Linked DNA regions of Homo sapiens: region 2 is linked to region 1. The links are chromatin loops, found by intact Hi-C in ENCODE. Cell type or tissue: GM12878. All regions are shown on one strand. Links, peaks and the distances in the headings refer to the core of each region. The heading gives the core; the rest is flanking DNA. Region 1 has its middle 11 kb from the start of FNDC3B. Region 2 overlaps FNDC3B (fibronectin type III domain containing 3B).

Region 1 (16,793 bases), core at 1-2,500:
TAACATCCAAATGAAGATGCCTAGAAGTTAAGGCCTATAACAAAATATAGAGACTCTTAAACCCTTCTACCACCTATGCAATGTAGGCTGAGTCCAAATTTTAAAAAGATTCTTAGTCATACTTCTTCATCTCAAATAATTTATATCAAAAAATGCAACAGTAGTACACAGGAAAGAATGAAAGTATTGAAGCTAGCATTGAAAAGGTCTCAAACAATTCAACTTTTCTGAACACTTCTGTAGTCTAAAATGTTTAAATTTGAAACTCTCTCTCAAAGATCACTATGACTAGTAACACGTAATATCTACAAGACCCAGCTGCATTCTCAGTTTCAATGTCCTTCTTCTCCCTATAGCTCGAGTTGCTAGGTTCCCAAGGCAGGCTCAGTTCTGCCCCTACTCTTAAAAACTGCTCTTGACCACCAGGCATGGTGGCTCATGCCTGTAATCTCAGCACTTTGGGAGGCTGAGGCAGGCGGATCACCTGAGGTCAGGAGTTCGAGATTAGCCTGGCCAGCATGGTGAAACACAATCTCTACTTAAAAAAAAAAAAAAATACAAAAATTAGCCTGGTATGATGGCAGACACCTGTAATCCCAGCTATTTGGGAGGCTGAGGCAGGAGAATCATTTGAGCCCAGGAGGCAGAGGTTGCAGTGAGCTGAGATGGCACCATTGCACTCCAGCCTGGGCAACAAGAGCAAACTTCCATCTCAAAAATAATAATAATAATAATAATACTCTTGACCCTAAATAGAAGGCATTAACTCTTTGCATCTACTACTTATTCTAATGTCCTGAGCCATATCTGACACCAGCTTCAATATGAACACTGACCAAAAGCCAATTCATCTTGTTTTAAAAGCAACACTGCCACTTCAGTGAAGCACATTTCTCCAACAACTTCACCAGTCACATCTGTGGTTTTGCCGCCTTTTCTATTGTTCAAGGCAAGATAAGCAAATTTTAGCTCAATGTTTTATTTAAAGAAAAACACATTTTAAACAAAGAGATCTGTCCCACAGTTACCAGAACTATTCAGGTAGAAGCTGAATGATTGACAGGGCTCTTAAAAATCACAGGTTGATAGACTCCCACTGTCCCTCCCAAAGCAGAAATCTTGGCTCCCATGTCAATTACAACTAAGGACCCAGCCTCAGTCTGAACAGCACCAGGGAAAGGAAAACCTATTCCTGTGGAGACAGCTTATTATCAACAACTGTAGTTCTAACCCAGGTCTTCTGAAACTGCCTCCTTACAACTTTCTCCCACTGGTTTTATTTCTGCCCTCTGGAGGCAGACAAAATAACAACACTCACCTTCCACATGACCTCCCTTCCAATGAACTGAACATGCCTGGCATTTGCTCCCTAGAGATTCTCTTTTCCTGAATAAACGTCCCTGACATGCCGAACTCGTCAAAGATCTCTCTTCATCCTTCTTTCCTACCACCTCTGAGGGCCTACCTGTTCAGCATCTCTGAAAGTTTGTGATATGGTTTGGATCTGTGTCCCCACCCAAATCTCATGTTGAAATGTAATCCCCAGTGCTGGAGGTGGGTCCTGGTAGGAGGTGATTGGCTCATGGGGGCGGAGTTCTCATGAATGGTTTAGCACCGTCCCCCCTTGGTACTGCATAGTGAGTGAATTCTCAGGAGATCTGGTTGCACCTTCCCCCTCTCTCTAGGTCCTGCTTCAGCCGTGTAGGACGCCTGCTCCTGCTTTACCTTCTGCCATGATTAAAAGCTCCCCGAGGCTTCCCCAGAAGCAGATGCCACTAGGCTTTCTGTACAGCCTGAGGAACTGTGAGCCAATTAAACCTCTTTTCTTTATAAATTACCCAGTCTCAGGCATTTCTTTATAGCAGTACGAGAACTGACTGATACAGTTGGGTATCCAGATTTCACTCATAATATTTCAGGCATGAAAAGACTACAGCTACAAAGAGTGTTATCTTTTCCTGCTTCAGTTTGGACAAAACGCTTCTACTATTACGGTTTAATATTTTGTTAAATTTCTTAGCAGCCTCCTCATTCTGTTAGCTCATGCTTCTTCTTCCATGAGAAGCTGGGCATAAATTAGATATGCAATTGATTTAATCTTAACTGACATTAATTAGTTAACTGGTTGAATATATAATTTTATTAAATTTTATTTGTAAGTTTCATTTTTACATCCCAGCCAACGAGTACTTTTTGGACATTGAGTCTATTATCAAGCAACCTTCCACAGTTTTGTGATATTGATGAGTATGAAGCATGCTTTCCATGTTGCCATTTAAGTCATTAACAAAAACATAAAACAAGACAAGGACAAAGACATATCACCAGTAATTTTTCTCTTGTGGCAAAGTTATTTAAAAAGCTATGAATCTGGGTGCGGTGGCTCATGCCTGTAATCCCAGCACTTTGGGAGGCCAAGGTGCGTGGATCACCTGAGGCCAGGAGTTCGAGACCAGCCTGGCCAACATGGTGAAACTCCATCTCTACTAAAAAATACAAAAATTAGCCGGGCATGGTGGCGGGCGCCTGTAATCCCAGCTACTGGGGCGGCTGAGGCAGGAGAATCACTTGAACCCAGGAGGCAGAGGTTGTAGTGAGCCAAGATGGCACCACTGCACTCCAGCCTGGGCGACAGAGCGAGACTGCATCTCAAAAAAAAAAAAAAAAAAAAAAAAAAATCTGTCTATCACACTGAATTACCTTAAGCCGTACCACCGCAGGGCAGGATTGGATCTTACTTTCCTCACAGTCATTGTCACCACTCTTGCCCACTGCTATAGTTTGGATGTTTGTCCCCCAAACCTCACATTGAAATTTGATCACCAATGTTGGAGATGGGTCCTAATGGGAGGTGTTTGTGTCATGGAGACAGATCCCTCATGAATGGCTTGGTGTCCTCCTCGAATAATGAGCAAGTTCTTACTCTATTAGTTCCTATAGGAGCTGGTTGTTAAGAAGAGCCTGGCACTTCCCCCGTCTCTCTCTTGCTTCCTCTCTTGCCATGTGATCTCTGTACCTCTGCACACACCAACTCCTCTTAGCCTTTGGTCATGAGTAGAAGCAGCCTGAGCCCCTTGCCAGATGCATATGGTAGTGCAACATTTTTTGTATAGCCTGAAGAACTATGAGCCAAATAAACCTCTCTTCTTAATAAATTATCCAGCCTCAAGTATTCCTTTATAGTGACACAAATGGACCAAGACACACACCCTCTTACCTGATTTATTCCTGCTATGGTTCGAAGGTCTCCCCCAAGCTTCATGTGTTGGAAACTTAATCCCAAGTGCAACAGTGTTGAGAGGTGGAACTTTTAAGAGGTGATTAGGTCATGAGGTCTTTGCTCTCATGAATAGATCAGTATCATCTATTTTATCTATCTATCTATCTATCTATCTATCTATCTATCTGAGTGGGTTCATTATCACAAACCCACTCATTAGATAGTTCAGTGAGTTCAGCCCTCTCTTGCTATTTCAAGGGCTCTCTCACTCTTCTGCCTTCTGCCAGGGATGGTGCAGCAAGAAGGCCCTCACCAGGTGTGGCCCCTCAGTCTTGGACTTCCCAGCCTCCAAAACTGTGAGTCAAATAAATTCCTGTTTATTATAAATTACCCAGTCTGTGGTATTCTGTTGTAGCAGCACAAAACAAACCAGGACAATTTTTTTGGGTCACTTTCTTTTCCTAAAAGGTCAAGACCTCTGAATGAGCCTGTAATCCCAGAACTTTGGGAGGCTGAGGTGGGTGGATCACCTGAGATCAGGAGTTGGAGACCAGTCTGGCCAACATGGCGAAACCTTGTCTCTACCAAAAATACAAAAATTAGCCAGGCGTGGTGGCACGCACCTGTAGTCCCAGCTACTCAGGAGGCTGAAGTGGGAGAATCGCTTGAACCCAGGAGGCAGAGGTTTCAGTGAGCCAAGATCACGCCACTGCACTCCAGCCTGGATGAGAGAGTGAGACTCCCTCTCAAAAAAATAAAAAATAAAAATAAAAAAATGAATGATATGTAGGTGTCTTCACAGCAGGCATGCTAAATACTATCATCCTCAAACAACTTCAGAATATGCCCTAGATAAAAATATGTGTGTAGATAGTCATACATACATGTGTCTGTCTTAGTCAATTTGGGCTTCTGTAACGGAATACCATAGACTGGGCAGTTTAAATGATAGAAATTTATTTCTAACCATCTGGAGCCTGTGAAGTCCAAGATCAAAGCACCAGCAGATCTCTTGCAAGATGAGAGCCTGACTCCTGGTTTGCAGATGGCCATCTTCTGATTGTATCCTCACAAGACATAGAGCAGAGACAGAGAAAGAAGGCTTTCTCATGTGTTTTTTACTGAGGCCACTAATCCCATGCATGAGGGCTCCACCCTCATGATCTAATTACTTCCCAAAGGCCCCACCTTCTAATATGATCACTGCTTCCACTCATGCTGGGAGAGAAAAGGGAGGTTAGGATTTCAACATACGAATTTTAACAAAACAAACATTCCGTCCATAGCAGTGTTTCTTTCACAGAAAAATGAAGCCAAAAAAGTTTTTAGCTCGGGCAGTATGGCTCAGATACAAGCCATTTTGGTCAAGGAAAGATTCTGAGATTTGACCAGAAAGTAATAAGTTGAAAACAGAGTAAACTTAACTGCAGAGACAACTGGGCCTATTCTGGTTTGTAAAGGGTAGGATGTTATATTTTAAATAGTTTCTCACCATTTGTATAGTTGCCACAATATTAGTTCTAGTTCTTGAAAGCATACCCTTTGGAATTTCACATATAATCTGTGTGTCTCAGACCTCATTAGCCGGGGGTAAAATTTTGATCACATTAACATGAAAAATATCCTTTCTTTGACTCTGGCAGCTACCATCTTTTTAGGACTTCCCATTCTCTTTGTACTCTCTCCAGTTCTTTCTATAAGTTTCCTGTGTGTTTATGACCAAGTTTTTTTTGACCTGCAGAAGCCTAAGAAGCTGTGTAAAGTAATCTACTAATCCAGCCATGGGGACTCTATAGCACCGCCCCACAAGGCCAGCACCACACTCAGACAGACTTACTTCTCCCTGTCTCTGTGATAAACTCCGTTATACTGTAACACATTAGAAAACCCTTGGCTCGGCCAGGCATGGTGGCTCATGCCTGTAATCCTAGCACTTTGGGAGGCCGAGGCAGGTGGATCACGAGGTCAAGAGATCGAGACCATCCTGGCCAACATGGTGAAATCTTGTCTCTACTAAAAATAGAAAAATTAGCTGGGTGTGGTAGCACGCACCTGTAGTCCCAGCTACTTGGGAGGCTGAGGCAGGAGAATGGTGTGAACCTGGGAGGCAGAGCTTGCAGTGAGCCGAGATTGTGTCACTGCACTCCAGCCTGGCAACAAAGCGAGACTGTCTCAGAAAGAAAGAGAGAGAGAGCGAGGAAAGAAGGAAAGAAAAGAAAGAAAGAAAGAAAGAAAGAAAGAAAGAAAGAAAGAAAGAAAGAAAGAAAGAAAGAAAGAAAGAAAAGAAAAGAAAAGAAAAGAAAAGAAAAGAAAAGAAAACAAAAGGAAAGAAAAGAAAAGAAAAGAGAAAACCGTGGGCTCCCAATATCTCATGGTCTTTAAATAGTTGTACAAATATTTATTGAGCACCTACCCTATGCCAGACACTAATTTGTGGATATACAGTTGATCCTTGAACAATTAGGGGATCAAGAGTGCCAATCCCTGCAAAGTCAAAAATCTGAGTATAAGTTTTGACTCCCCCAAAGTGAGCTACTACTACCCTACTGTTGACTGGAAACCTTGTGAATAACATAAATGGTTGATTAACACATATTTTGTATGTTACATGTATTATATACTGTATTCTTACAATAAGGAAGCTAGAGAAAAGGACATGTTATTAAGAAAATCATAAAGAAGGAAAAATACATCTACAGTATTATTCTGTGTTTATCCATCCCATAAGTTGATGTCATCTGTTCACAGGATGAAATGGCAGGCAACCATACCTGCAGACCTCAATCTATGGTACATACTGAGCAATACAACTTTTTCTTGTAATATCATGATTTTTCTCTGCTTCTTGGGAGCACTTCCAGCATTGCTAGTGGCACTTTGCATGGGTTCCACAGTGTTATTCAAGGTTTAGAGTATTAGAGCAAACACGATGAAAAGCACGTGAGAACCACAAGAGATCACTTTTTGCTGCAATTTGCAATTTACTGGAGAGATGAACTGTCCACATGGAGATTATTAGCATCACATGACATTTTAAGTGGATACTTCCTACACTTGAGCTCACCATTATAGCAATAGGAGGAGGCTATGAAATTATTACAGTTTAATACAGTATGTACTGTAGTTCATTTACTGCAGTTGTGGTTTAATACTGTACCTTTATGTTTGTTTGCATTTCTCTCAACTGTGAATTGCACCACATATGATCTGTGTGTTTTGTGCATGTTTTGATAAATTTTAACTTTTTGTCTTAGTCCATTCTGTGTTGCTATAAAGCACCACCTGAGACTGGGTGCTTTATAAAGAAAAAAGGTCTATTTGGTTCACAATTCTGCTGCCTAACAGGCATCTGCTGAGGGCCTCAGGTTGCTTCCACTCATGCTGGCAGACAAAGGGGAGCTGACCTGTGCAGAGATCACATGGTGAAAGAGGAAGCAAGAGAAGGAAGGAGGGAAGGGGGAGGACTGAGGCTCTTTTTAATTATTTATCTTTTTGGAGATAGGGACTCACTCGGTCACCCAGGCTGGAGTGCAGTGGCACAATCATGGCTCACTGCAGCCTCTACCTCCTACGCTCAAGCAATCCTCCCACCTCAGCTTCCCTAGTAGCTTGGGACTACAGGCATGCAACCCATGCTGGCTATTTTTTCTATTTTTTGGTAGAGATGGGGTTTTGCTATGTTACTCAGGCTGGTCTTAAGCCCCTGGCCTCAAGTGATCCTCTTGCCTCAGCCTCCCAAACTGCTAGGATTACAGGTATGAGTCACCATACCCAGCCTTAGGATCTTTTTAACAACTAGGTCTAGGACAGGCACAGTGGCTCACACTTGTAATCCCAGCACTTTGGGAGGCCAAGGCAGGTGAATCACTGGAGTTCAGGAGTTCGAGAGCAGCCTGGCCAACATGATGAAACTCTGTCTCTACTAAAAATATAAAAATTAGCCAGGTGTGGTGGCGGGTGCCTGTAATCCCAGCTACTCGAGAGGCTGAGGCAGGAGAATTGCTTGAGCCCAGGAGGCGGCGGTTGCAGTAAGCTGAGATCTCTGTACTCCAGCCTGGGTGACAGAGCAAGACTCCATCTCAAAACAAAACAAAACAACAACAACAAAACCCAGGTCTCATGGGAACTAACAGAGTGAAAACTCACTCACTATAGCCCTATACCCAGGGAAGGCATTAATCTATTCATGAGTTATCTGCCCCAAGACCCAAATATCTCCTATCAGATCCCATCTCCAACATTGGTAATTAAATTTCAACGTGAAGTTTGGAGGGGTCAAACATCTAAGCTATAGCACTTCTTAAAATGAATTTGTATTTTATTGTATCAAATGATAAAACAGACCATATATATTTTATGCATGTGTGACATACTTAACTTTTGCTTAATTTTTTGATATTCCTAGGCTTCCACAGCTTATGCATATTTTCCAGATTGTCGCAAATTTCCAAAAACTTTTCCAATATATTTATTGAAAAAAATGCACAGAAGTCCATCTGTGCAGTGCAAAACTGCCGTGTTTTCAGCGGTCAGCTGTATACGTATTAGGCCCTAGAAGCTGCAAATACTTATAATAATGGTTAAATCTTCATAAAAATCATTTAAAATTGCAATGGTCATTATGTGGAACATTCCAGATGAACAACATTGAATCATCTAAGGATATTTTAAATTGTTTTATTGCCTCCTTTAAAAGGCTCTTTAAAAAAGACCAAACAAAGAGCTTAAATGGCTAATTGATATGAATTAAATATACCAACTTTTTCACTTAGTTACTATCCCATCCCAAAGACAAAAATACAGCTAAATAAAATGTTTATAAAAGTTAGACTCCCAGGTCAAGCAGGCCTAGAAAATGCTTTATTTGCCCTATATGTCAGTGAACTCTGCCCTAAAGTCAATAATCTCATTTAAAAATTAGTTGAAAAAACTGCCTATTAAACTAAATCAGGCTCCAAAATATAGCTTTCTGAAATTTAGCCAGCTATTTTGAAACTTTGTTTGTTTGTTTGTTTTTTGAGACGGAGTCTCACTCTGTCACCCAGGCTGGTGTGCAGTGGCACAATCTTGGCCCACTGCAACCTCCGCCTCGTGGGTTCAAGTGATTCTCCCGCCTCAGCCTCCTGAGTAGCTGGGATTACAGGCATGTGCCACCACGCCCAGCTAATTTTTGTATTTTTAGTAGAGACGGGTTTCACTGTATTGGCCAGGCTGGTCTTGATCTCCTGACCTCAGGTTATCCACCTGCCTCAGACTCCCAAAGTGTTGGGATTATAGGCATGAGCCGCAGTGCCCAGCCTGAAACTTTTTGTAAAATTTACATGTATACAGGAAATCTCTGTATGTAAGAGTGTCTCCCTCTTTGTATGTAAGTCACTAGAAATTTTAAGGTGCTTTTCCTGGCCATCTTTTCTTACCTGGAACTTTACCTCTGCCTTCCTTGTTTCTGCAAATAATAATGTTTAGATCTAAGCTCTGTGTCTTTGAGATGTAAATTTTCTACCTTGTTTCATCTAGGAGTCATAACTTTGGAAGTGCCAATTTAGGGTTGCCTAGCTAACAACTAGTGACAGGATCGAAGACCTGAAAGGGACGAGAAAAACTACGTGAAAACTGGCAAATGAAGAATTTTGCGTGTAATCAATTTGGCAAAAAGCTAGATCTCCTTTTGTCTGTTCTGTAAGTCTGTATGTCTGTGTGTCTATATGTGTTACGTGTGTGTGATAGTTCTCTATCAAAATGTATGAAAGAGTTCTAATTAAAGAAAAAATCAGCACTTAAGTATTTTATCAAGAAAATAGAAACTAACTTAAATGCCTTTTAGTTCATGTAATTTGGACAAATATTTGGTAAATAAGACTAGTCAAATATTGGTTTAACAAACAAAAACTGTATATTCTCATCAGCACAACGCTCATGTCTCTAACTTTAGGATCCTTGCTTTGGTGATGATTACCCAACATTCCCATGTTTTTAAAATGGTCAACAGGAGGCTACGTGTGGTGGCTTGAACCTGTAATCCCAGCACTTTGGGAGGCAGAGGCGGGCAAGTCACTTGAGGTCAGGAGTTTGAGACCAGCCTGGCCAACATGGTGAAATCCCATCTCCACTCAAAATACAAAAATTAGCCAGGCATGGTAGCCGGCGCCTGTAATCCCAGCTACTCAGGAGGCTGAAGCAGGAGGATTGCTGGAACCTAGGAAGCAGAGGCTGCAGTGAGCCAAGATCATGCCATTGTACTCCAGCCTGGGCAACAGAGGAAAACTCCGTCTAAAAAAAAAAAAAAAAAAAAAAAAAAGGTAACAGGGAAACAATGTGAGATCATGGCTAACTAGTTTTGTTCAATGTTGCATAATTTTCATGAACAGTTCAAGCATAATTGTTAAAATAAATAAATTAGATGTAAATGAGGTAAAAATTTATACTTTTTCAAGAATAATTGTTTTATAAAATATGTCTACTTAAAATGGTTTTAAGAGCTTTTTTTTTTTTGAAACAGGGTCTTACTTTGTCAACCAAGCTGGAGTGCAGTGGCACGATCTCAGCCCACTGCAGTCTCAACTTCCTAGTTTCAAGAGATCCTCCTGCCTCAACCCACCAAGTAGCTGGGACTACAGGTGTGCACCACCTTGCCTAGGTAATATTTTTTGTAGAGACGAGGTTTCACCATGTTGTCCACCCTGGTCTCGAACTCCTGAGCTCAAGCTATCCACCCACCTTGGCCTCCCAAGTAGCTGGGACTACAGGCATAAGCTGCTTCATTTAGCTTAGTTTCAGCTTCTTAAATTTTATAGAAAGACAAAACATACTTAGGTCTGTCAGTAAATATGTCCTGTTCCACACTAAAAAATTATACATAGAAGAAGCACATATTTCTAGAAACTATGAAATGGAATTAGTCTTCAGTATTCTAGGTCACAATGGCTAAGAATTAAAATTCTAATTTATATATATAATTAAAAGTACTAGAAATAAGAGAAACAATTCTAGGCCGGGCGCGTTGGTTCACGCCTGTAATCCTAGCACTTTGGGAGGCCGAGGCGGGAGGATCACGAGGTCAGGAGATTGAGACCATCCTGGCTAACACAGTGAAACCCCGTCTCTACTAAAAAATACAAAAAAATTAGCCGGGCGTGGTGGCGGGCGCCTGTAGTCCCAGCTACTGGGGACACTGAGGCAGGAGAATGGCGTGAACCCGGGAGGCAGGCAGAGCTTGCAGTGAGCCGAGATGGCGCCACTGCACTCCAGCCTGGGCGACAGAGCGAGAGTCCGTCTCAAAAAAAAAAAAAAGAAAAGAAACAATTCTATATGTAAAGTAAAGTAAGGTACATTTTGGTGAGAAAAATTGTTATAAAGACAGGAGACAGGAGGACATATTTTTGTTACAAAGTGATTCAAAATTATTTAAAAGTTGTTTCAAAATATGGATTTAAGAATGAAATAGGCTGGGCGCAGTGGCTCACACTTGTAATCCCAGCAATTTGGGAGACCGAGGTGGGTGCATCACCTGAGGTCACGAGTTTGAGAACAGCCTGGCCAACATGGCAAAACACCGTCTCTACTAAAAATACAAAAAATTAGCCGGGTGTGGTGGTGAGCACCTGTAATCCCAGCTACTAGGGAGGCTGAGGCAGGAGAATCACTTGAACCCGGGAGGCAGAGGTTGTAGTGAGGCAACATCGTGCCACTGCACTCCAGCCTGGGTGACAGAGAGAGACTCTCTGTCTAAAAAAAAAAAAAAAAAAAAAAAAAAAATGAAATAAAAACAAGGCAGGCAAGAATCAGTAGGTAGGAGAAAGAGATGTGAGGAAGGTTATTATAAGTATGAGGATATATTTTTTGGTAAAAGCATATAGTTAAAAAGAGAAATATTTTTTTCTTTTTTTGGTATAAGAGAGAATTTGTGTGGTCAAAAGGATAAGGGGAAAAGGAAAGTAAATTTTTGTCATAAGGTAGAATGATTGGCTGTTCCAATATGAGAAGGAAGTAAGTATAGGACAAAACTGAAGGTGTAAGCAAGTGATACATTTGTGGGAGATTAATCTTATCTCCTTTCTATTCCTTATGAAAGAAATTTTGTGTGTAATCAATTTGGCTAAAAGTAGAAGAAAATTGTTTTTAGGTTTTTCTAAAAATTAAGCCTTAATATGAAAAGTACACTGATGTGAAATAAAATGCTCCCGTCTTAAAACAACAAAGTTTTCCTAGAGTATTTACTCCTCTTAATAAGAAATAATAATAAAAGCTTTTTCTTTACCTTCTAAGTAATTGACCTATGAAACAAAAGATTTTGTGTTTTATCAAAGTAATTTCTTATGCCTCGTGATTTCTTTATTAGGTCTTTCATTACTTAAGAAAACTAAGCCTTGGGCCGGGCATGGTGGCTCATGCCTGTAATCCCAGTGCTTTGGGAGGACAAGGTGGGAGGATCACTTGAGGTCAGGAGTTCAAGACCAGCTTGGCCAACATAGCAAGACCCCATCTCTATTAAAAAATTAGCCAGACATGGTAGCGTATGCCTCAGCCTCCCAAATAGCTGGTACTACAGGCATGAGCCACTTCACTCAGCTGTGTTTTGGCTTCTTAAATTTTATAGAAGGACAAAATGCTACTGAGGAGGCTGAAGTGGGAGGATTGCTTGAGCCCAGAAGTTCAAAGGTGCAGTGAGCTATGATTGCATGACTGCACCCCAGCCTGGGCAACAGAGTGAGACCTTGTCTCTGAAACAACAACAATAACAACAACAGACAGTCTTGAAAGAATTAAGGTTTTTTACAGAAGGTTTTGTATGTAATCTTCTGCATTTGCCTTTGAAGCCTTTTAATTATCACTGTGGTCAAATGAATGACTGTTATTTTACAGTCACCTGTGATCCTATTTTGATCAAGTGTTTTAAACCTTTTGATATGTTTGATAAATTTCCCCAAATCAAATTCTAAAATTGTCCTTTTTTTTTTACCTCAAACTAACTTTGGGACATTTCAGAAGAGCCCCTGAAAGTAGGAAAGAGACATATTAAGCCAATTCTGTTTATGTGATATGTTAAATTATGCAGAGAGCATTGTCAAAGTAAGAAATTACGTGTACTCTTCTTTGAGTTGTATTTGCATGGTTGTGTTGTTGATATGTGCACAAAACTGAATAAAAATCTAAGAAATCTAGTATGTTATCTATTATAATTCTGGTTATTATATTAACATATTGTATGCCACAGAAATAACCAAATTTCTTGGTCAGTTGTCAATTGCATCATCATCAGATGATGGACATCATCAATTGACATCTCATCTCTGATGAGAGTTAAAAACTCTCATCAGGTTTTTAACCATGGACATTTCAAGTCTTGTTGCTTTATTCTGATGCCTTTGTGAAAACTTTTTATAAGCAACAATATTACACAGTGTTGTGTTTTCAAGGAGGTTCATGGAAAGGACGAAAATAACCCTGATAAATACAAGTTTCTGATAATTTGAAGATCATACCATGGGACGATCTCTAACACTCATATTTCTAACACTCAAATGAAGAAACTGATGAATTTATGAAACGGCTAACCAAGACCAAGCAGAACAAGAATTAATTACATGAAACTGAATGAACTGATGAAGAAGAATTATGGGTTTTTATGGCTTTGTAAATTTGAAACATTGTTGGTTCTTTTAAAGTTTTGTTTTTCAGATTTAAGAAAATTTTTTTTAAGTTATCTGTAGTTTACAGAAATTTGGTAAAGTACACTTTTGCAAATAATAATGGAAACATTTGCTTTTTCTCTCTGCATGATCTTTCCAGAATTTGGACAATATTTGTGAGTATTCTGACTTTTATGACAATAAGATTATTTGAATCAATTCAATAATAACTTGTCCTCTTCATAACGGGATACAGTCAGAAGCATTGGTTATATTACCAACACTTTCACTGGAATGTCATATTTGAGAATGTGCATAAAATGCCTGGCTTCAAGGGTTCCCACCCTTACAGTGAGTGTGTAAAAATTGCCACTTTCTGGCAGGTCAAGGAATCTTCAGATATTAGATACTGCAGGCAAAGTCTGATGTCTACCTTGGTTTGGCTTCCTAGTGCACAGCAATTTTTTTAAAGTCTAATCTGAGATTCCTTGGCAAAATTTACAGCAAAGCAAATTTAAAAAGAGCCTATATGGTTATTCTTGCTGCAGTTATATAAAATAATCAGGGCAAGTTTAATGAGACTAAACCTATTTTGCAAATACATTAGTCTTACTTTGATTGTAACTGGAGCTTATATGACAGGAGCTCCAACTTCAGACCAACCATAGAGTTCTGATGAAAAAGTTTGTCCCAAGACCTTTTCCTTAAGAAGTCTATCCTTTTATACAAGCACTGGCATTTGTAAATGCCAAAGCAATCAATTCAGAGGTAGAAGTCAATTTGTTTGCCCTTTCTATTACACCTAACAGTATGACTGGTTTTTGCTGTTTTTTACTAGAATTTCTGAGTTAACAGGTTATTCTGACCTCCAGTAGACAGAGCTTTGGGGGGAAGTTGAGAAAAACAGATAAAGTGTAGTATCAACATGACAATGAATTGCAGACTGAACAACAGTTAGACCAAGGGAATATCATGAAGTCGACACGTATTAGCTAAGGCTCCCCTCCTTCCACACACACTTCCCAGGTATTCATCAATCCCCACTACACAACAGTGAGGCATCTCTTTTAGCCCTCACCTAAGTTTACCTCCTCTATAGGCCACTTCTTCTGGATTCCTTAGATAACAAACTCTCATTAATTCACACATTCAATCATTTCACTCACTCATCATTTCTTTAAAACTCACTATGTGTCAGTGTCAGATGTGTTATAAAATCAAATAAGACACAACTCTTACCCTCTGGAGAAGATAGCAAGGTAAATTAATGGTAACATGAGGTAGGACATGTGTTACACCAGAGGCTAACAGAGTGCCCTCTGAGCAAAAAATTGATATGGCTGGGCATGTCCTAAAGATCAGCTTTTCCAATGAATACCTGTAATATATGTCTTTAAAGCTTTGACCCAAGGGAAAAAACTAATGGTTGGTAATGTAAGTGCTGTGACAGCATAGTAGAGCATATTTCAAGAGCATAAAGGGTCTTTGTGTGCCCCCACGTTATTCCATCTACATAGCTTTTGATTCTTCCCCCTATAACACTAATTGTAATAAGTACATTTCATTTTTTCTCCTCTTAGTACTCAAATTCACAAAGAGGTAAGTGACGTGTGCAGTGGCCATGAAAAGTAAGCCTCTCAGATCTTAGGAGTTGATTGACAACCCCAGCGGCCACACCTGTGGATCCACCATCACATTCTTTGAGGCCACATTTTCTCCAGGCTGCTCCCAGTGAATGACTGAGCCTGGCAGGGGTACTAGTGCAGGCTCATTCCTGTAGCGTATGAGATCCCCCTAGTTAGTTGGGTTTAAGGACCCACTGGAATCACTGTGAGATTGACCTGAGCTAAAATTTATTGATCTTCCAACCCCCATAAGACTCTACTCTGCGTGGAGGGCCATAGGGTTATTTTGGGTCTCCTGGAATAAGTGTCAGTTCAGAGCCAGTGCCAAGTAGTCCCCCTAAAAGCTGGTTATTTCATTTTCCCCAATGCACAGTTACCCTGAGGAAAGGCTGTAGGTCCCTTCAGGGAAGGCTGGAAAAAAGATTAACAGTAGTTATTTTCCATAGTATACCAGGGTTCTTCCTCTAGGGCACCTGGCCTCCCCTTTTGGGGAGTTTACAGACCTGATTCTGTGTCTGTAAACTGGCTCAAGTCTGGGAATTGATTGAGAAGCCATGAGTCTGTTTTTATGATTCATTTTATACTTTTGTTCATTGGGTCCAGAATTTATTTGCATATACAGATTAACTAAGAATTTAGTAGTTTTTCTACCCCTTTCACTTCTAAGAACACCATGATGCCATAGGTCTGCACTGGCAGACTGTTCTGATTGCTGTTTGAATCTGCTGCCAATTATGCTAACTATGCCTGCCTTACCTTTGGCAGTCGAATGCCACCACTTGGCTCCTGACACCTCAGGATCCAAATACTCTCACCACATTTAAGTTTTCCAATTGAATGGCTGCAGTTCCCATTGTAAGGTCTGGCTGACAGAGAAGAATGGTCACAGAGCTTTTAAGGATGCTGGAGCTCCTTGTCACAAATTTATTTCTCAAAGTATAGATGAAAGGCAGGTCTCTGGGCCCTCCCAGTGTGAGTGAGTAGCTTGCTGGCTCTGGTAGGACTGGTGGAGGGTGTGTGGGGGACATTTGTTCTTTGGACTCCTTCCATGTCAAGCCACAGGTTGGGGCGACTGGCTGTGTTTCTCTACCAAAGGATATAGCTCCTTTCAAGATGCCTGGGGGTGGGGAACAAATTCTCAAGAATTTCATCATGCCTTGTTGCTTGTTCTTAACCTTGCCCATACCTTTGTAAACAGACCTTGCATTAAACACGCTTCACTGCTGGAACCCTGCTGGAACCCTATGTGATATCTAATAATTCTCTAGTATCTATGGGATATAGAACAAAATTGGACTGTTTCAAAAGGTTCTTTCATATATTTACTTACCAGATTTATATTTTCTGTTTGGTGTGCTAGATCATCTTTGCTTGATAGATTTACATCTATTCTTAGGAAGTAGACTATTAATAGTGATATTGTATTGAAAACAGTTTATTTTTATTGTTGGGGATATAAAATGATGCGGATTATCATTTTAATATTATAAATTTTAATCACATTTTATACTTCTCCACATCAAATCCATTATACATAAGATACATAGACATTGTTGCTGAGTTGAGTACTTTTCTGTATGTATACTGCAACAAAAAGGTTTTTTAAGTTTTTATTTTTGAGATACATTCTAAATTTGTTTGCAGAAGTAATAAAGAAGAAAAGAAAGACTTTTCTGATTGAATCACTATCTAACACTCATTAGGCTACACATTTCCTCATAAGTATTGCTTTAGCTGCATTTAACAAGTTTTGATACAGAGTAATTTCATTTAGATATAAATATATAGGGCAGGCTACGCATGGTGGTTCAGACTTATAATCTGAGCACTTTGGGAGGCCCAGGCAGGAGGGTTGCTTGAGCCCAGGAGTTTGAGACCAGCCTGCGCAATATTGAGAGACCTTGTCTCTACATAAAATTTAAAAATTAGCTGGGTATGGTGGTCCCAGCTACTCAGGAGGCTGAGGTGGGAGGGTTGCTTGAGCCCAAGCTACAGTGAGTCTTGCACACACCAGTGTATTCCAGCCTGGGTGACAGAGCAAGACCCTGTCTCTAAATAAATAAATAAATAAATAAATAAAGCAATGTATATTTAGATACAAATATCCTCCAATTTCCATTATTATTTCTTGAGTGACACACAAATTACTAAGAAATCATATTTAAATTTCCAAAAATATGAATATATTGGTCACCTGCTATTGATTTTTAAATTTTGTGAGCTAGTACATAATCAATTTCTTTTTAATACTGAAAATGTGAGAAAATATCTACTTCTAATTACTAAGTGTGAGGTTCCAAATATGTATTAGATCAAGAG
Region 2 (16,793 bases), core at 5,779-8,278, 240 kb before region 1:
AGAATCCAGAGTACAATTTCTAATATGTTGCATCTGAAAGATAATTTTAATATGTATATCTCCTATCCAGCAAGTTTTGAACAGTGTTTACATCCACATTTTCTTAATTATGTCTCAGATGACTGAATTATTTGGGAATAAGGCTAGATACTCAGCCTGTGGCCAAGGAGCCAAGTGAAGCTCATCACCTGATATGGGTATCAAATCCAGAGGGCTCAAGAGTTCCAGCATATGAAAAAGTCATTACCATCCATGACACAACCTACTACCACCCCAAGAAATCAGCAAGTGTTACATGTGTGGGTACATACTAAAATGCCTATAGCCACTAGGCAGGTAATATCAATGAGTAAAGAAAGTGGGTATATAAAACAAAAGGGAAGGGTAAGGACTATGGAAAATGGAAAAAACCTCACCCTATCTGAGGGGGGCAGCTGCTATGCAGCCAATCAGTTATTCTTGGTGTATCATGGGTGTAAGGCAGACACTCCCACTTTTCTAGAGAATCTAGAAATGCAAAATTTTATGTGAAATTGCTCGATTTGTAAAAAATACATATTTTAAAACATTTTTAATCTATAGAAAAGCTGGAGCAGTACTATGAACACTGTTAGGGACTAAATGCTTGGTGCCCTCCCAAAATTCGTGTATCTTAAAACCCTACGCGCTAAAGTGATGGCATTAGAAGGTAATTAGAATGAGATGAGGTCATGAGGATAAAGCCCTCATAGATGGGACTGATGTCCTTATAAGGGTACTGAGAGAGCTCGCTTTCTTCTCTCAGCCACACAAGGACATAGCACAAACGTGCCATCTATAAATCAGGAAGACAGACCTCACCAGACACCAAATATGCTGGCACCCTGATCTTGGACTTCCCAGCCTTCAGAACTGTAAGAAATAAATGTTTGTTGCTTAAGCCACCCAATTATAGCTCAGGCTGCTATAATTATAGCAAAACACCTAGATTGCTATAGAAAAACACCTAGATTGGTCAACTTATTAACATTTTGCTACATTTGCATGCTCACATTTGATCTCTACTTATATATACACACACACACGTTTTTTCACAACCATTTGAAAGAAAGTTATTGATCTCATGACATTTCACCCCCAAAACTTCAGCATTTCTTTCCTGAGAACAAGGAGCTTCTCCTACATAAACAAAAACACATTACTACAATCAGATTTAACATTAATCGAATAAATTTGAGATTAAAATCCATGTTAAATTTTGTCAATTGTTCCAATAACATCTTTAATTTTTTTTCTCCTAATTCAGGATCCAATCGAGGACCAAGTATGCATTAGTTGTCAGGTTTTTACTAGTCTCTCTTAATCTAGAACAGAAATCCCTTATACTTTTTATAAAGTTGACATTTTTGGAGCAGTCAGGCCAGTTTTCTTATAGAATATATCACTATCTGTAGTGTGATGCTATTTCCTCGTAATTAGATACAGGCTAAGAATTTTGGGGAAGAATTGTTTACAGATATACTTCCCATCGTATGACATGAGAACATGCACACTGCTGTTTGAACTATTAGGTGATGCTCAGTTTGGTCACTTGCTCAAGGTATTGTGTGTAAAACCTTTCTCCATTGTCAAAGCACATTATGCCCTTTTACCTGACAGTTATAGTAAATACTGATGATCTCTAGCATGTATCATTATATTACAGGTAGTTTCCAGATGGTGATTTTTCTAATTCTGTTATTCCTTCTATGTTTATTAGTTCTCCCTCCCACTTTTCAAAGTATCTTGAACCCAGATTCTTTTTATTTTAATTCAATGTGTTAAAATCTGCTACACTCCACCACCATCATTATTTTTTGGACACTAAATTTGCCCTAAATGTAGCCAGCAGGAGGCTCTTCAAGCTATCTTCTGGGCCTCTTTGTCCACTTCCTTGTGACTTCTGGTTTGGAACACCTGTTAAATATTCTAATTTAAGATTAGATGGCCAAACAGTAACAAGACACAAAGTGCCACTAGACTGCAAGTGAGAGATTTCAGTGGCATAAAGTAGAAATTATCCAAACATTTTGGATTTGTTAAAAGCTACTCTTACCCAAGGATCTTCTTACTTAAATGTGACTAGAAAAAGAAAACCATCTAAACATTTCTATCTTCTATATCTTCCAGAAAGCAGAAACAAAGCAAACTCATAACCCAAAAGCTATCTTAAAATGATCTTTTAAAATATATCCAACTTGAAATCTAGAAAGTCAAACATAAACTATAGTAAACTAAGCAGAAAAACATAGAACAGATTTGCCTCTTTTGGGATTGTATAATTTCTGCTCTCAATTTAATCTGGTGGTATTTCATTTCTTGCTCTCCCTAATCAACACTTCCCTTTAAAAAAAAAACCAGATAATCAAAAGTGACAGCACCATCTGCCCTAGTCCAGAAAAGAAAAATGCACTGTCTTCTAAATGCACTGAACTGAGAAATGAACTAAAATGAAAAGTTAAGATTGGGCCAGCAGGCAAGAAATGTCTATACGGAAAATGCTACTTGCAAGAGGTTGTTCTCCAGAATTGCAACCACTCTGAGGAATAGAAGCTCTCTGGTATTACAAGCTTTTCCATTTTATTCTCTAAAACATATTATGATAGAACAGACATCCACAAATCCAGGGTCAATGTAAAAGAAGTCCTGAATTGTTTTCAAGCCTACCTACTCTAGGCCAAAGCTATGCACTATTGCTATCTCATTCTAAGTCTTTAATAACATTTATATTATTTGGAACTTATTCGGTTTCTGTATAAAATAAAGGATTCTCTTAAGCCCTGCAGATGGATTTCTGTTGTCCAAATGAGCTGCCCTTGTTGTTCAAAACATGACATTCATCATAGGCCTTAATGTCTTCTGCATGTATATTTCCCCCCCTCAGAATGAAACTAGTGTTCTATTTAAAGATGCAGTTTAAAAAGTCCAAGAGCTGAAATACTAGATTTACACCCCAAATTGGCTCTGTAATGGCACCACTTAGTAGCCATATTTCACTCTACAGACGATAAACCACATTCATCTGATCTCCAACTCCTAACAGCTGAGGTGTATAAACCCTAGACAACAGTGAGCTTATTGAGCCCAAGAGGCAGTTGTGAGCAAAAGCGGCCATTTAGGTCATGGACTAATCTGGGTGAGAAATAAAAACACACAAGAGGAAAATATAATAGATAAGACAACAGAAAAGAAAAAAAATGGATGACCAAAAAAATCTGGATTGGCCCCCCAGTGCCTCAGAATTTGACTATATTTGGAGATAGGGCCTTTAAAGAGGTAATTAAGTTAAAAAGAGCTCATCAGGGTGGGCCCTAATTTAATATGACAGGTGTCCTTAGAAGAGGAGGAAATTCGGATGCAGACACACACAGGGAAGATGATGTGAAGACAGAGGGAGAAAATGGCCATCTACAAGTCAAAGACAGAGGCCTAGAATAGATCCTTCCCTCATGGCCCTGAAGGACCAACCCTGCCAACACTGCAGTCTGACTTCTAGCATCTAGAGCTGTGAGAAGATAAAATTGTGTTGTGTAAGCTACCTAGTTTGTGCTACTTTGTTATGTCAGTCATCACATACCAATACACATACCAAACATATGCAAATACATATTAGATATTATTATACCCATTTACTAGATATAGATTCAGCAAATCAGAGATTTTATGAATCTGGTCAAGATCGCACAGGAAAATCTAAAAGAACCCAGTATCAAATCCTCAGGTCTTCTTGTCTTCTGATTTTCGGTCCAAGTCTACTTCTTCTTGGGGGCCATCCAAAACCTCTTCTCCTGCCATCTCCTGTGTCCAAAGGTAACAAGGGTAAGGCGGGGAGATCAACTCTACTTAAGATAAACAAATCTATCCGCTGGAAGAGACTGCTAGACTACTTGGTTCAGGATAAAATAATTACATTAGAAGTTTAAACATGTTTATACTACTGCTTCTGTAAGAGGCCATATCCAATTACAGAAGGTCAGTTTGGAAATCCAAAGAGAAGCTACTGAAAGCCATTTCAAAAGCTGGTCAAGAAAGACCATATCCTATAATAATTCTCCAGATTACTTCATGCCAAAGCATCGGTAATATGTCCTCTTCTCCCGCACGTATAGAAATGGAACACTCAGGATGTTCTGAGGCTAGAACACTGAGGATCATGCAGTAATTGCTTCCAAAAGACATGTTACAGTATTTTTTGCTGCTGACTGTGGCTTTAGAGAAGAAGCACACACCGGTTCCAAAAGAACAGAGACTATCTCAGACCATAAACTACCGCTGTTTGTTGTGCGGCACCACCTGAAATATCCCTGTGTTGTTTTCTTCCCAACCAGCTAGTACAGAATGTATCCGGGCTGCTCAACTTATTTACGGCTCCAGATGTTTTTCTGTATTTGAAGAAACTCCACCTTAGCAGCCATTTCTCTAAAGTCTTTCAGTAAGGATAAAGAGGTGCTAAACTGTAGAGTGGACACTAATTCCATTGTTAAATAAAGTAACAACCACTAACATAAAGTGTAAGTTAATGTCTTTGTATCTGTAGACAAAAGTTCCTAATTTGACCTTCCTAGCAGCCACTGGATGAAAGTCTCACAAACACCTTCCTTTGTGGAGAAAACACTAATCTACCCAGAAAATGTGGTCTAGGCTTATGTTTCTGAGGGGGCAAACAGTTGCTCTGTGCATGTATAAGGCCCCTATATTATGATCAGATAGAATGAACAGAGAAGTAGTCATGGGTGCGGGGAATATACAGGGAGCAGGGAGCCTGTGATTAGGTAACAGAGCCAATGAAGAAGGTGGCTTTAGGGGACTTTTTTTCTATGACACAGGAATTTCTAGTAGAAATGAACACAGAAAAAGCTGAAGAAACTGATGGAATCAAGCATTTCTTTAAGAAGCAAGTAGTTATATTGTCTAGTTGCAATTACTGTGAACCAGTCTTCATTGTTCAAATTTAAAATATATTTCTACATTTTGAACGAAAGGTAAAACCATTTCCTACTTATTGTGCTGTTAATAAGTCCATTATTAAATAGTTGGTTTCTGAAATGAAATTCTGAGTATGAAATTGTACAACTAGAATTTTAAATGATGCCATCTAAATGAGGAACCTATTAAGGCTCATCATCTCCAACAATTAAACGATCGTACTTGCCCAGAGTTACAGTCCAGGAAGATAAAGTGAAATAAACTAGAGAAAAAGCAAAGAAGTTTTGTGCAGATTTGAGTTTACAGCTACCTCAGATTGTGAAATTATAAGCATTCCATCTGCTCACCAGCTGTGGTTCCTAATCCTCTTTAATAACTTCAGCTTGCACAAGTCCATGAGAATCAAGACATCTTCCAAATTTCATTTTACACTAGTTGCCAGGATTGATTTTTAGACACTGGCTTCCAATGAAAGCAGCCTAAAGTTGATTTCCCTAGCAGGTGTTAATTTTCAGAGCAGTGAAAGGAAATGAGAAAAGAGACTAAGAGTGGAAAGAAAGAAATTAAGGAAGTTCTAAGATCATCATATTCGGTTTTTAGGGTTCTATGCTCTTCAGCAAAACCCAAAGGCTCAAATACAGAATAGTCTCCTGAAATGTGAATCTAAAAATTCCCTAAAACATGTAAAAAGCAACATATTAAGTAAGATCATTTCCAGGTGGGTCTGAAATAAGGTTTATTTCCTGTAGCAGCCAGTCCTTCTCCCCACTACAGCCCATCAGCTCTCAGATATCTCTGGTCACTGACCAGAGATGTGGTCTCAGAGCTGTGACTGTTCCCCACTGCCACAAAGGTTACTTTTCCTTAAGGTATTTAATCTTAGGGCAGTTTCTGGCTTGGTTTCATAACGGGAGGTCCTTATAGCCTAACCCAGGAACAGAAAAGGTGTTCTACACAGACAATACCCAAATTTTATTAAAGTTGCAAGCAGGACTCATGGTTCTGTGTTTTACTACTTTTAAACTCCAAAATACCTTTCCAGTCCCCACTCTCTTATAGCTATTATACAGAGTATGAGAAAAAATGATTTATTTCTGACTTTTGAGATTGGTGACAATCTTGTTTTCAGGCAAACACAGGTTTATAATCTCTCCATATTTTTAGTTTAGACTGCTGGAATATTAAGAAAAAGCAAAAATTACCCATCTCTGCTTAAGCCCAACGGTGATCTAGACCCTAGTAACAGTATCAGCAAGGGCTACGATGTGTTTCCTATTCACACATGTTCTACCAGAACAAGACCATATCTTAGGCTACATAATCCAGGTTTTCTCTTCTAGAATGCCATTATTAGGAGGCCTTCTGAACCAAGATGGCAGTGTCTATCCTTGTTCCAAATTGTCAGTGTACTACCCGGTACAGAATGCTTGCATGCGTGGATGGTGTCTCCAGCAATAATTCTCAAAGCAGAGCCTGTTGCTCTGCCTTGCACTGAACGTTTGGAAAAAGATGGCTCTCCACGTCTGCACGGCTTTCTGATGCAGACTTGACGTTTACCTAAGAACTCTCTCATAGGAGCATGGAGACCAGTTAAGGCAGCCCCAGCTGGCAGAGCCAAGTGGGAATGAGTAGGTCAACAGGCCCTAGCATTGGCAAAAGCGGTCAAAAAGTCAGGTTCCACAACATTTCCCAACAATTAGAAAAGAATGTTTTCATCTTCTTTTTCATCAGAATAAGAGCGCATAAACCATTCTGAACAACAACAACAAAAAATGTGCTGAGTAATATTAAAGTTATGATACCATTTTTTCAAGATGTTTTTTATAAAAGTCCTAAGAAATCGGAACTACTGAAGAGAGCTGGTATCTAAAAAAATTCCCAAACTATGTAGGAAATCAATAGTTTAAAACAAAAGGTTGAAACAGTTTCTATATTAAAACCTTGTTTTAATACTCCAAAATAGGTCTGTTGCTATGCAGTCAAGAGTATCTGAGTGAAATTTTAATTTCTATGAATTACATGAAATGTAATGAAAATTGGATAGGTGAAAACACAAAGTCCAGGTTCTACCTAAGGGTAAAAGCTAATGATAGTGGAAATAATACTAGACTGCCAAAATAACTCTACAAACACCTAAAGAGGCTCGTTCTTACTAAACAAAAATGGAGAGAGCAACGATGACAGTTTCTTGCATTCATCTGGCTGGAAGGAAATACAAGACCACATTTATAGGAAAGGCCTTCATTTGTGGGGCTGAAATAGGCTTACCATAGAATTCTTACCTGGCATTTCAGTTCCTCAAAAAAGGGTTTCATACTGACTGTGCTACATGCTGTGCAAGACTGGCATTCAAGCACACATAATGAACTATCTGGTAACTCTTTCCAACTGCAATGGAATTCTGTATTTTAACCCAAGTCTTATAAAATGAAATTTTTTAGATGAAAAGCAAATTTAGCAATTCGTATTATCTATAAAAGATGTCTGGAAGTCCCCTTGAGTGAGCTCTGCATGTTATCTTCTGCCAACTCCAATCTGTTTCCAATATAGTCAAGGGTGAACTCTTGCAGGAGAATATAGAAAATGTACACAAACAAACACAATAGAGTCAGCTAGTGGTGGGTGTCATGAAGAATATGTAGAGAAGCGTGATGTGATGAAGTAGTCCAAGAAGGTCTCTCTGACCCTGAAGCATTTGGGCTATGCCAGGAAGGATTGGGAGGATTCTACTATACAAAGTATAAAAGAACTTTCCAAGAGAGAGAATAGAGAGGGCAAAGGCACTAGGGCAGAATGGGCCCCACATGTTAGAGAATTGGAGAAAGTATGCTGTGTGGCAAGGGCACAGAGAACTGGAGCAGGGCTGGAAGAAGGCGCATCAGGCAGCAGCCATAGTAGAGTTTGCACTGTATGCTAAGTTCGAAAGGAAAACATGGGGGTTTTAATAAAAACTTCACCCAGCTGCTGTGCAGAGAACGAATTTTAAGGGAACAACAGCTAAAGCAGTGAGACCAGCAAAGAGAGTAACACTCTATTTTACCCATTTAAGCTCTATGTAAGTGCACATGTGCACACGCAAGCACAATATTACAAAACAAGCACTACAATAACATTGGAAATTTAGGAAAACAGTCAAATTTAATGAAATATGTTTTGGATATACAGAAATGTGTTACTTGTCTCACAATAATTGATGTCATTTTCTAGACCTAACTTTTTGTATACAGTATTAATATCTAGGAAGAGTTGCCACTCAAGTGACTAAGAATATGTATTTGATGAAATGTCCTATAAAAAAGCACAGATTTAGGCCGCGTGCGGTGGCTCACGCCTGTAATCCCAGCACTTTGGGAGGCTGAGGTGGGCGGATCACGAGGTCAGGAGATCGAGACCATCCTGGCTAACACTGTGAAACCCTGTCTCTACTAAAAATATCAAAAAAAATTAGCCAGGCATGGTGGCACGCACTTGTAGTCCCAGCTACTTGGGAGGCTGAGGCAGGATAACCGCTTGAACCCGAGAGGTGGAGGTTGCAGTGAGTCGAGACTGTGCCACTGCACTCCAGCCTGGGCGACAGAGTGAGACCCTCTCTCCAAAAAACAAAACAAAACAAAACAAAACAACAAACAAAAAAACCACACAGATTTGTAGTACAGTTGGCTCTACAATCTGAAGAATCCAGAATAGGCTGGGGGCAGTAGCTCATAGGTGTAATCCCAGTACATTGGGAGGCCAAGACAAGGGGATCACTTGAGGCCAGGAGTTCAAAACCAGCCTGGGCAACATAGCAAGACCATCTCTACCAAAAAAAAAAAAAAAATTTTTTTTAATTAGCCAGCCATGGTGGCACATGCCTGTGGTCCCAGCTATTCAGGAGGCTGAGGTAGGAGGATCACTTGAGATGCAGTGTTTGAGGCTGCAGTGAGCTATGATCATGCGACTGCATATCAGCCTGGATGACAGAGAGAGCCTAGGAAAGGAAAGAAAAAGGAAAAGGAAAGGAAAGAAAAAAAAATATGGAGATTTTAAAATAGGAAGAAAGTTGTGAATCACAATATGCACATTTCTTTGTAGTCTGAAGTTGTCCTTGTTTCTAATGCTGCTGACCAGGAACATACTATAGTGGAGACTGTAACGTTCTAGACAGCAAGTAATACCAAAAGCAGTAAGTCATATTCTCTCCACTTAAGATTTCAACATATTTCCACGAATGCTATGGCTCAAACAAACAAAAAAAAGCCAAATACTATTAAATGGAAAATGTATTTCAGACTCCAGAACTATTCTCAAATAGTAAAACAATTTAACAGACACACTTAAATAGTTTTTCCCAAAGTCCTTTATTTTTCTCATTTAAATTGATTCCAAAAGGAACTGGCAGGGCATGGTATATGCTGCAAGTGACTGATATTTGTATGGAAAAATCACATAAGTAGCTAAAACCAAAGGATCATGAGCATGGGTAGAACTAAATGGCTTGAATTAGACAGATCCAATTTTTTAAATGCATGGAAAGATTGGAGAAACTATTCCAGAGAGGTAACATAATGTGATCTCCCCTCAGCTTTGCCTCTCCTCTATTAAGGTCCTAGCAATACCACGAAAGTTGATTATACAACTGAACTACCTTAACTTGAGCCTGGCTACACGGAGAGCTGTGATCTACATGACTTGTATTTTTTATCCCTGATTTCTCTATTCCCATGTACAGAGTGTCATGGTATTTGTATCTGCCGTTCTCTGTCACATATTATCTTGGCTGATACCACATGATCCAGCTGAGTTCTCAGGTCTGGCCAAAACACTTTTTCCCCCACTTCTTGGTATTATTTCTTCTTGCCCTATTTATACAATCAGGGCTTTGTAGTTCAACTTCATTATTCTCATCAACTTTTGTTTTAGAACTCTTTGTAACTCTAATTACTGTCCAGGTAATTTTTGAAACCCACAGCAAATACAGAGTTTTAACTAATTTGTTCATTTAACTAATGATGCACTGATGTTTAAACTATATAATTAAGTATGCTTGACTTTGATGTATACATTATTTTCCGCCAAGTATGACAGGATTAAAAAATTCTGGAGGAGAGAAAAATCTCAAATGACTTAAAATAGTACTTCATATGTAGTTAAAATCTTCTATGTCTTTTCAATTTAGGCAAAACACCCACTGAAGGGTGAAAAAAGAAATCTAAGATACAAGTTTATTACAATGGGCAATAATTATTAAAAACACAAGGCAGATAACAGGGCTTTAGAATTTGTCACCCACTTGGCATATGACACCTCAGGGTCCACAGAAATCTTCTTCAAAATTAAATTAATTATTAGACTCTGCCTACATGACAGCCATCAGAGAAAAGACACCTCTAATCAATCTATTATAACATTAGCTATTTAGTGTAATATCCAATGAGTACCAGCTTTATGTAATTTCCCTGAGGGCTATTTAACATTTACGGGACATAAGATTCATTAAAGATTACTTTTAAACTTTGTAAATCTTATCTCATGCTCCCTGAAAACAATCTTACTTACTTTTTAAAGAAAATATATGTTCCAAATCAGATAGGTTCATTTCACTTCTTCTTGGGAAATGCCATGAGCTCCGGTCATCATTTAAAAGGAATTATACAGATTCTGATATTTAACTATTAAATATGCCCTGAAAATACACAGCCGCCATTTTACATGTGAATACACATGCACGTCCACAGCACAACTCACTTCTATTTCCAGCACAGTTGTTATAGCATTCAGCTTTATGAACTGCTTAAACTAGCTTAATTTACTGTGCATAGGCTGGGCATGGTGGCTCACACCTGTAATCCCAGCACTTTGGGAAACTGAGGCAGGAGGACCCTTTGAGCTCAGGAGTTCAAGACCAGCCTGGGCAACATGGTGAAACCCTGTCTCTACAAAAAATACAAAAATTAGCCAGGCATGGTGGCACATGCCCACAGTCCCAGCTACTTGGGAGGCTGAGGTGGGAGGATTGCTTGAGCCAGGGAGGTCGAGGCTGCAGTGAGCCAAGATCACACCACTGCACTCCAGTCTGGGTGACAGAGTGAGACCCTGTTCAAAAAAAAAAAAAAAGTGTGTGTGTAGATTTCCCTACGTAAACTGCTTCTCTAAAGAGAGGAGGTAGCTCTGCTAAATGATTCTTGGCCTGTGTTAGTAGAGACAGATACTTGCTGCTGCTATTGTACCTTTGGATGAAATTAACTGCAGCTCACTAAAAAGCATATAGCGGATAGTAGGTAGTAGATGTTGTGGAAGGTGAGGGTGTATCAATCAGACCTAGGATGCAGCCAAATGGGCTGGCTCAGCCAGGTTTCTAGAACACAGATGCTGGAAGGAGACTGTGGTGGTTGTGAATGTTACCCTGCAAGGAATAGTCTTTGGAGATATGATTAGGTTAAGGATTCTGAGATGGCAGATTATCCTGAGTTATCCAGATGGGACCTAAATGAGATCACATGTATTCTTATAAGGCAGAGACAGAGGAAGACTTAACACAAACAGAGGGGAAGAAAAGAGCAGAGAGATTTGAAGATGCTGGTCTTGAAGCTGGAGTGATGTGGCTACAAGCAAAAGAGTGCCAGCATCCACCTGAGGCTGGAAGAGGCGAGGAACAGATATTTTCCTAGAGCCTCCGGAGGGAGCTCGGGCCTACCAATACCTTGATTTCACCTGGGCAACAATGATGTTGGGCTTCTGAGCTCTACATTCTCTCCAGAACTGTGATAGAATAAATTTCTGTTGTTTTAAATCACTGGCTTTGCCAGGCACGGCGGTGTATGCCTATAGTCCCAACTACTCAGGAAACTGAGGTGGCAGAATGCTGTGAACCCAGGAGTTAGAGGCCAGTCTAGGCAATACGGCAAGACCCCATCTCTATGGGGGAAAAAAAAGAAGCACCAGCTTTGTGTGTGCTGATTTGTTAGTCACAGGAAACAAACACAGAGCCCATCAGAAGTATGCCTCCATTGTGTTAACCTTCTCTGTGGACAGTAGTCATTACAATATGAAAAGAAAAACAGTGAAGAAAATTGGGCCAAATCAAAGGAACTGAGCTCAAGTGGCAAGACTGTGCTAGAGTTTATTACAAATTTATTTTTAATCCATTCTCCTATTAATACAGAACTGAGGCTTGTTACTGAATTTTTAGGGTCTGATGACAGACTAGGTCACCACATGGTATTACCTCAAATTGAGCAGAGGGATAAAAAAGATTGAGAATACTGACATTTATCCCCACTCAAATGCAGTTACCTAGTCAAAAAATTCATCCCTATCTTTTTCTTTTAACTTATTGTTCTTCCCATCTTGTGCATTAAAATAATTCAGAAATGCTGAGGGAACATCTGCTCACAACAAGGCAGCAGGAAAACAGACAATATGCTTTCTAATAAGCCTGGTGGTAGAATGTTCTTTTGGTAGTAGGTACTATGTACAGTGTCCGTAAATCTAGGCCTGAAAACATTCCCTGAAGACTTATGAAATTGAATAAAACTGAAAAATTATACACAAGAGTTCCCACAAAACATTCAGTTCTCAAATGCTTCAAATTTTTCTCTTGAATAAAAGTAATTTTCCAGGAACAAAACTACTACCTAAATAAAGTATAATAACATAATTGTCACCTATAATTACCAATTGTCTGGGGATGGTTTATTTTCAATGTTGAAGTCTCAGTCACCAGCATTAATCAATAGGACTCTAGCCACCATTTCAAGTAAACATCTTGGGCACTCATTTTATTCCTTCATATCTTTATAAAATCCAGTATCTCCTGCCTTAAACAGATTATTGATCTACTGCTCCCCTGAAAATATCATTTTTAATATCTATTTGCAAAAAACATCCTAGCAGTGGACACATTACCTGAGTTCTTTGATGTTCACTGTTTTCTCTCCCTAAACATTTTACTGTATTTTGACACTGAAAGTAAAAACAAAACAAATTCTAGCATACCAACAGCTGAGACACAGAGTAGAGATATACTTTGTATAGATACCTATTAATTATCTTTCATATTGATGTGTGGAATATTAAGTTGAAGCATGTAAAATTTCAACTATTTTTGATCTATAGAAATAGTAGTTTCCCACCTACAGAAATAGTAATCTACCCAATATTACAAATGAACCCTAGAGATAATTTCTGAGAATCATTTTAAGTTTCAGGTTTTCCACACACACCAAATGTTTATCAGAGCTATTGACAAGCCGCACTTGGATATATTCTCCCTTATCCTCTTATCGAGGTTGTTTACCTCCTACTGAGATCATTAAAGATAAAAATGGACAAAAGGAAGGAAATGGAAATAAGATGACAAGGACAATCTAGCAACTGGACCATGCACCCTTATTAAAGAAGGGCAGTTAGCTTATCTGAAATGCTTCCTTTTCCTTGGATGCACTCAATGAGCTTGTAACATAGTCTTAAAATAAGAGCAATTATTGAAACTTTCTTCTTCAAAAGTAAATAGGTTGACAGCTATGACAACAATCTAGTATTAAAAACATCCTTCTCATGTATCGTTATCATTTTCTATTTCCTTACCCAGTTCAAAATGCAAAATAAAATAAAAAATACCTCAGCAGTACATGAATGAATGAAAGTGTTGAATTTTAAAAGTCCATTTATAGTATTACTGATGATAAATATGGCAAGTCTTGGAAGCCAGATATACAGAACAGGAGAGAGGGGTAGAGAATTCATAGAATCTAAAAATGCAAGAAACAAACATATAAAATAGAAGAAAAAGAGATGAATGAGAATCCTAATTTCTGGGTACAAACATCCCACAGATTATTCAGTTCAGAAAACCAAGTTCTGAAATCTTAACTATAAAGGCTAAGATTTAGATGATTACTGTATCTCTCATTCCAACTATGGGTAGCAGGGCCATAGAACCTGCTGTCCTTGACATTATTTAAAAGAAATGATGCAGGGCTGGGCGTGGTGACTCACGCCTGTAATCTCAGCCCTTTGGTAGGCCGAGGCGGGAGAATCACTTGAGCCCAAGGAGTTCGAGACCACCTGGGCAACAAAGTGAGACCCTGTATCTACAAAAAATAAAATAAATAAAAAGAATTAGCCAGGTGGGGTGGCACATGTCTGTAGTTCCAGCTGCTCAGAAGTCTGAGACAGGAGGATTGTTTGAGCCAAGGAGGTTGAGGCTGCAGTGAGCTGTGATAGCGCCACTGCACTCCAGCCTGGGTAACAGAGCAAGACCCTGTCTCTCCCCCAACCCATAAAAGAAAAGAAAATGAAGAAATGACACAGAAAACAGGCATGGAAGCACTGCAGAGTCAGGCAGATCAGGAAATCCTACTGATTCTATGATGCATGTATGTTTACTACCTAAAAGATCATCTTTCTTCAGAGGAATGCTAATGCAATAGCAACTTACCTAACTTACTCTAAACAGTCCTCATGCGTAATGTTGTAGATGATGTTGAGACCACTATACCCAGAGATTAAACTCTATAGGGAATAGTACTTCCCAGACATGAAATTCTTCAATGAAATGAAGATATAGTTTTCAAATTGAAAACTGTCTACAAGTACATTGGAGCCATCTTCCCATGGATGATAGTGTAAGTAGTAAATAATACGAATGCTGTCAGTGTGTCAAAAAAAAAAAAAAAAAAAAAAAAACACTTGATAGCTGAATAATTAAGGCACCCATAACCATTTTTCACTTAAGTAACACATCATTTTTAACAAAGCTTTCAAGAGATGCTGGTATATTACAGAGTTCCTTGGAGCAACATTCCAACAAAAGATAAATCTTCCTGAAAGACTAAATATGAATTTTTTAAAAATGTGCTTGGCAAGACACTTAAATAGTTTTGAGGAACTCAGTGAACCTAAAATATGGCAGTTTCTCCATCCCTCCTGGTTTGAAAGATCGTACTGTTCCATACAATAATTTGTGTCTTTTCAAATAAAAAGGAAAAAAGGTCAATGGAAGTTCACCATGTGAATTAAGAGAAGCAGTAATAAATGCATTTATGAAAAAAAATTTTTAACTGTTGTAGACCTAGTTCTTCCCACTCACTTCCTCATGTTGCTTTCATGAGGTAATTCTAATAAGTCTAGAAAGCAAGAGTTGATTATTTCACAGAAATGCCATATATATATATATATATTTATATATATTGCTTTTTATTACATACCAAGGGGATATGAGAGTGAATTTGGTTTTAAGAGGACTTGAAATAAGCATGACATCTTCATTTAAAACAAGCTGCTTTTGACAAAGGCATACTAACCCAGCAATAAAGGAAAAGTGCTGCCCTCTCTCCCAACTTTCTAGTGCTTTTTTTTTTTTTTTTTTTTTTTTTTTTGAGTCGGTCTCACTCTGTCATCTAGGCGAAAGGGCAGTGGCATGATCAACACTCACTGCAGTTTTGACCTCCTGGCTTCAAACAATGCTCCCATCTCAGCTTCCCAAGTAGCTGGGATTACAGGCATGCCCACCACATCCAGCTAATTTTTTTTGTCAGAGATGGGGTCTTGCTATGCTGTCCAGGCTGGTCTTGAACTCCTGGGCTCAAGCAATCCTCTCGCCTTGGCCTCACAAAGTGATCCTCCCATGCCTGGCATCTTGTGCTTAATTTTTAACTTAAAACAAAAAATAAAAAAAAAAATTCTCAATTTCCAGTTTTTAAGCACATCAAAACTCTAAAATATCATTTTAACAACTTCAAGTCATATTCAAAAAAACCTAATACCTCCGTATAGTGTACTGCTACTCCTTGCAAAGTTCTACTTAAGACTTCACTTTTATTTTGTTTATCACATTAATGCATGCTGGCAGTGGATGCTCTAATCCAGCACAAGAGGTAGACAAAAGCATCAGGAAACTCCAAATAGGAAAAGAGTAGGAGATGTATTCACATGGAGATTTGTTCCAAGTGGATCTGCCAGCAGAAGGGCACATGGACCACAACAGGGCAAAAAGGCTTTCCCCGTCTCCACCCAACCCCTCTGGGAAATGTTAACCTAGTAGGAGGAATAGAATATACAATAATGGAACCATGAAACCTCTCTTATTTTCTGCCCATTTTTTTCCCAAATTATCTTTATTCCACAGTCTATCCAATCATCCCTGCCCACTGTGTGCTCCTTTCATTCCACTTGTTTTCCTGTTCTTACCACTTCCTTTTATTTCAATGTGCCATTCCTCTGAAGCCCTTCTCATTTCTTTCCAGTCTCGTTATTTTCCAGTCTTCCTGAACCATCACAATTCTCTTTTATGCTTGGAGCAAATCATCCCCACCATGACCTGGTCTTTTCTGGCCTTTTCTGAGAATAACACCTACATGGAAAGTCCCCTTCTTCTGATGCAGCTGGAAAGAAGCAGTTACAATCTGGAATGGGGAAGGGAATGGCAAGGGGAAGAGTTTTTTAAAAAGCAAATTCAGAGAAAAATGAGGAAATGTTATAGTCAACTATGGGGAGCATTTCACTTATTACTTTGTAAATTGCATGCACTGAGCTATTATGTGGGTACAACAGTAATGGCAAAACCCACAATTATTTGTGCACCAGCCTAATAGAATCACTGTTGTTTCCCAGGGACCTTTCCCACATCACACTTGTGTTATCTACTCAATTCCTAGAATTTCAAAGTCTCACTACAGCACCAAAAACTGAAATACGGTAATAGCGTCTGCTACACTGTGTGTCTGGTTGAGCAAATTAAATTTAAAATAAAAGCCACAGCTGACCATGGCAGAAAGCATGAAGAATAATGAACATATTTGTAGTATAGACTATAATTATCACATTACAATACTGATCATACAAAACCAGAAGTTCAACACCCTGCC

Evidence for each region. A loop is a pair of places that touch in the nucleus more often than their neighbours do. Peaks named below come from ENCODE experiments on the same cell type or tissue, not always from the same donor. Only the 100,000 strongest peaks of a DNase experiment are listed, where the experiment ranks them.
Region 2: a loop joins it to region 1, with 2.3 times the contacts of the local background. A loop is called at or near these places in 21 of 110 quality-filtered maps.

Annotation. Positions count from the first base shown.
Region 1 is chr3:172,019,788-172,036,580 of GRCh38, reverse strand. No RefSeq gene overlaps it. Among named protein-coding and RNA genes, the nearest start is that of FNDC3B, 11 kb to the left of the region's middle. RefSeq lists an enhancer at 247-306. In GM12878, for the core only: a CTCF peak has its summit at 1,291 (motif pointing left); a DNase peak (open chromatin) is centred at 330; H3K27ac peaks cover 738 bases.
Region 2 is chr3:172,261,407-172,278,199 of GRCh38, reverse strand. All of the region lies in intron 6 of FNDC3B (fibronectin type III domain containing 3B), which reads right to left. Among named protein-coding and RNA genes, the nearest start is that of GHSR, 180 kb to the left of the region's middle. In GM12878, for the core only: no CTCF peak of the experiment used is centred there; a DNase peak (open chromatin) is centred at 7,179.